Linked DNA regions of Mus musculus: region 1 is linked to region 2. Evidence: chromatin loops called from intact Hi-C (ENCODE). Cell type or tissue: left cerebral cortex. All regions are shown on one strand.

Region 1 (2,500 bases), 130 kb after region 2:
CTAAGGTGCTAATTAGACCAGAATAGCCTCTTACCCCACAAATGATAGATCAGTGTGCTATCTTTGAGCAAATAAGTTCAAATTAGTTTGTTTCAACCACTCTTGAACTCATTCATTTGCTTAAAGCTTAAATTCATTTATTATACCTCATATTTCACAAACACAATGGACATGCCATATACTTCACTTAAATACTACTTATCCAGTCAAGGAAGCCTGAACATTTTGCTGACAATGAGGTTGAAATGAAATTCCTTAATATGCATATCATTGCCTTTTTTAAAACCCAGAAACGATAAGTTAGTATTATGGGTTTTCATCAAGAAAAGAGTAGGACTGAAGTTTACAAAGAGTTAAAATTTATTGTAAACACTTTATGCAATACAAAGCAAAATAAATATTTCTTAATTAAGTTTATAAAGTTTACAAAGGCATATTAAAATAAATCCCAAATATAAAGCTACCCTAATTGAATTATTTTAAACATCAATAGTTATATCTTGGTAAAATTTCCTTTTAAAATCAATGTATTCCCCCAAGCTCTGTAGTTTTATCTGCACTGGGGATGCATAAAGGACTTTATGGGTAAGAAGCCTTCCATAGATATGAAAATGAAACTCTATATACTCTATTGGTTCTACAACAGAGCTACTACCTTACAATTATGACATGACATGAGCAGAAACCATGATCATGTTAAAATGATTTCTGAAGATGATAGTCTAGAGCCCAGTAACAGGCATTTTCAATCCTCCATGAGCTGCCATCTCATTATTTCGCTCTAAGAAATAATCTGAGCTGGGACTTTTTTTTTGTTTTTTTTTTTTGTTTTTGTTTTGTTTTGGTTTGGTTTGTTTTTTTGTCAAATCACATTTGAAAACTAGGTTGGGCTGGAATTTGGGGTAGGGGAAGTTGTCAATCTAGGAAAGACACTTGCTATAGCTTGGAAGTAAACCCCATCGTTTGGTAAACCTTTATTGTGCTGTGTAATGCTGCATGCATCTGCCATAGAAGAAGTTTATATGAAAACAGAAGAACGAAGATAAATACTGTCAAATTACTCTGGTTCTAGGGCAATGATATCTAAATTTGCCCAGACGATCTTGTCCTGTTATACCAGCAAACAATGATCTTGCTGACAGTGCCAGGTTCAAGCTAAAGTAAGACGGCAATCAAGCAACCGAGAAATTCCCACCAAGTACTGGCACTTGCCATTTTAACGATGCAACTTTTTCAGGAGTAAGGAGGTTTAGGGAAAGAATGGCAGTGAACCCCATGTGGAAACCAAGCACAGGACAGTCTAACGGCTCCCCGAGAATGGATGCAAGGCACTTGAGCTAAGCAATGTTATTGGGTCTCAACTGGATGTTGTTCAAGTATTCCTCGCCAAGAAATAATACACCGTAGTTGAGGGAACAAAGATTTAAGAGGATATAAATACACGAAAAATGCTTCAGGCAGTAATGTTCTATGGAGAGGATTAAAAACAAAACCGTAGGAGCCATAGAGGAGGAAATCCACCCAACCAAGATGGCCAGTAAGTAAGACTTGGGTACTATAAAAGACTCCAAGCACTCTTGAAACAAGGCATTTTAAAGGTCACATAAACAGTACTACATTTTCTCCAGAAGAGAAGCCACTAAATACACTAATTTTGTTTCCAGATAGTAATCATTTGATCTAACTAGTGGAGAAGTGGAACAGCATCAGGATGAAGGAAGACCTCGACTCACTGTGGCTCCTTAGGTGTCTCTCAAATTTAAAATTAAAAAAAAAAAAAAAGAGGCAATGACAAGGCTTCTCAATGCACAGGTGAACGTGGCGATCACGGAGGAAACAGGGAAATGGTCCCTGGAGCACATGCGTTAGCAAACCTGTGTGTCGCTTTGCATCTCTTAATCCCAGACCTGTTTAAAATGAGCTTGTGTACAATACACTATTTTTACATTCTGCTAATGTAATATACCATTTGTCATCTGAAATTATTCAGTGACCTAGTTTGTTAATTAAAGTGTTTAGATACAACAACTTCTTTACAGCCAGACAACTGGCTGAATGAGTATCTCATTACTGTCAGTTTGTAAGATTTATATTTTTAGGGAAATTTAATATTTAAAAAAAGAAAGAAAAAAACATGTTTCGGAGAAAGACAGCCAATCTGCGGTTGGCTTACTGTTAGGAGAGTCGATGATTCACTGCCTTGGTGAGCTAGCTATTTCCACTTAATTGCCAGCAGTAGAAAAGTAAATTACAGAATTAATAATAGAAAATAAGAATTCTAAAAATGCAGAAGCACAGATCACTGCATCCATATTTTTAGTCTATTCTAGTGTAGAATAATGTCAACACTCGGGAAGGCAAGGAGGTATACAGATCCTGTGGCTTATTCCCAATCAGAGATCTTGATTGAAAATACCATCGGTGTAGAAGTGCCCGAGGTCCAGTAGTAGACACGGGCAACGCGAAGAGGACAACCCTCTGGCCATACAGAAACCCTTCC
Region 2 (2,500 bases):
TTCTTGGTGCAGACCCACATCACCTAACATTTTCCTGCAGCCCCTCTCAGCCTTTCCTTCGTCCCCATCCCTGCTCCTTTGTGTCACTCACAGACCCACAAAAACAGTCTTTACCAGGGACCCCACAGATATCACATTTGCCGAGGATCCAGAATTTACAACAGAAACCACTGAACAGAACATCCAGCCAACAAACACAAGGCCATATATTCACACTGTGAAATCCTTCAAACATCATTACACCAGATGCCTAGGTCCCAATGCAAAACCAAACATTTACTGCCAAGACAATATACATCCTCCAGAAGGCAGAAACCCTATATAGCAAGAGACTCCCCCCCCCCAAGAGATGTAATTTGGGTGAAACACAAGACAAGGACTTCAAAATAACAACTATGAATATATCCAGAGACCTTAGAATATGAATGAATGCCTTAATAAAGACAATGAAAACACAAACATTTAAATGAAATACTGAAAGCATCTCAAGACATAAAAGTAGAAATATAATCACTAAAGAAAACTCAAATTGGAATAAAAGTGGAAATAAGAAAACTTAGGATATCAAACAAAATCCTCAGAGGTAAACCCCGCCAGGGATTATAAGACATGGGAGAGAGAATTTCAGATCTTGAAGACAAAGAAGAAGAAATGAATAGCTCAGTCTAAGAAGATGTTAAATCAAAAAAAAAAAATCCAGTAAATCTGGGACACTATGAAAAAACCAAATCTGTAAATAATAGGCATAGAAAAATAAGAAGAAATCCAGGTCAAAGGAACAGAAAATATTTTTAATAAGACCATAGAAAAAAATTCTCCAGTCTAAGGAAAGATATGCTTACCAAGGTACAAGAAGCAGACAGAACACCAAACAGACAGGACAAGAAAAGAAACTCCCCGTGATATAAAATAGCCAAGGCACCAAATGTTCGGAACAAAGAAAGACTACTAAACGCTTTGTGAGAAAAAGACCAAGTCTCATAGAGACAGACTCATCAGAATAACACCTGACTTCTCAATGGAGACCATGCATGCCAGAATGGCATGGAGGTGTGTTATACCATCTCTAAGAGACAACAAATGCCATCCCAAACTACTATACATGATGATTTTGGCAAAAAGAGTGTATCAGACAGAAGATAAACAAAGATAAGCCCTCTGGGTTGGAGCCACACATGTCAGACCTCAACAGACAGTAAGGAGATGAGTATGTCTTAAGGTAGTGAAGGAGTATGTCTTAAGGAGAGGAGTGAGAGACTTCATAAGAGGGAACAGAGATTGTTAGACGGGCTGAGGTAACAGGATTGTGTTGGGTGTGTGCAATGTGTTCAGAACAGCTGGGTTGCAGAAGGAACAGAAGGCAGTCGGGAGCCTCCCGCAGTGATTCATGGGGGATGTATGGTGGCTATGAGGCTTTGGGTTTAAAGATACATATGGAACTAAAGGGTGACAGAATGCAGAGTGAGAGAAAAAAGAACCCAGCCTGATATGAGGGTATTCTGTATGAGGAACTGAAAGAATGAGACACCCATGAATGAAGATACAAGATTCAGAGAGGTTATGTTTAGGAGTGGGCAAAATATCATGAGCTTGCTTTTTCATTTAATTGGAGCTGCCCGGTAAATATCCAAGCAGTCACGGGGAGCTGCCATGAAGATAGAATTCTAGGAATATGCACGTGTGTGCCAGTGGTACAAAGGCGCAGCTTAAAATGAGCCGCAGGAAACATCAGAGCAAGTGAGTGGAGAGAGACAGCAAGGACAGAGCGTGGCCTCTGGAATTGCTAACATACAGAGAAAAAGAGGATGTAGTCACAGAGACAAGGAAGCAGATGCTATTGATGCAGAAGGAATCCAAAGAAGTATCAGGTCCTAGAAGGCGAATAAGGGAAGCGTTTAGGAAAGGGAGGCGTGGGAGGCTGGGCCGGGTGATGTGGAAATAGAACACGGGCTCCATGGGCTTCTGTGATTCACGGAACCAAGAGAGCCGTGCAAGTAGGAGTTTGTGGATCGCCTCCTGCTTGCTTCAGTTTTTCTCAGCGTTGTATGAAGGGGAAAACAGATGTCTCAGCGATTTAAAGAAAAAGTGGCTTAGGTAGCAGGGAGCAAGGCGTATCATTACAGAATCGCAGTGTGGTTTGTCAGACACATTAGGTTAAGTTTAGTGATCACACGAGTCTGGAAGCAACCCTATCGCAACTGCCGCACTTGGATGCAGGGATGTGACACAGACTTAGTGAGCAGAGGCCATAGGGAGTGAGTATGGACATTCAGAGGAGTGGCAGAAAGGAACTTGGGCTGTGCAGAAAGAAGGGGCTAGGGTATGGGTGGAAACTGATTCTGACTGGGATTGGGGGTTTAAAGAGAGTCATAAAAGGGGGGGTTGGAGAATGTGAGGTTAGGCATGGGGATTACGGAGGCATTAGTCAGGGCATGGAGAATTCTTCGTGGATGAGAGAAGACTCGTTTTGCTGAGAGCTAAAACTTTCTAACACGTGGAA

Evidence for each region. A loop is a pair of places that touch in the nucleus more often than their neighbours do. Peaks named below come from ENCODE experiments on the same cell type or tissue, not always from the same donor. Only the 100,000 strongest peaks of a DNase experiment are listed, where the experiment ranks them.
Region 1: a loop joins it to region 2, with 2.8 times the contacts of the local background. A loop is called at or near these places in 3 of 42 quality-filtered maps.

Annotation. Positions count from the first base shown.
Region 1 is chr3:127,158,851-127,161,350 of GRCm38, forward strand. All of the region lies in intron 1 of Ank2 (ankyrin 2, brain), which reads right to left. It overlaps Gm16958 (predicted gene, 16958), which reads left to right and starts at 2,455. Exons shown (of 3, transcript NR_105030.1): 1 at 2,455-2,500. In left cerebral cortex, no CTCF peak of the experiment used is centred here; DNase peaks (open chromatin) are centred at 1,288 and 2,246; H3K4me3 peaks cover 2,500 bases; H3K27ac peaks cover 2,391 bases.
Region 2 is chr3:127,033,829-127,036,328 of GRCm38, forward strand. The region is part of intron 10 of Ank2 (ankyrin 2, brain); the gene reads right to left. Among named protein-coding and RNA genes, the nearest start is that of Gm25501, 30 kb to the left of the region's middle. In left cerebral cortex, no CTCF peak of the experiment used is centred here; DNase peaks (open chromatin) are centred at 1,369, 1,948 and 2,492; H3K27ac peaks cover 2,093 bases.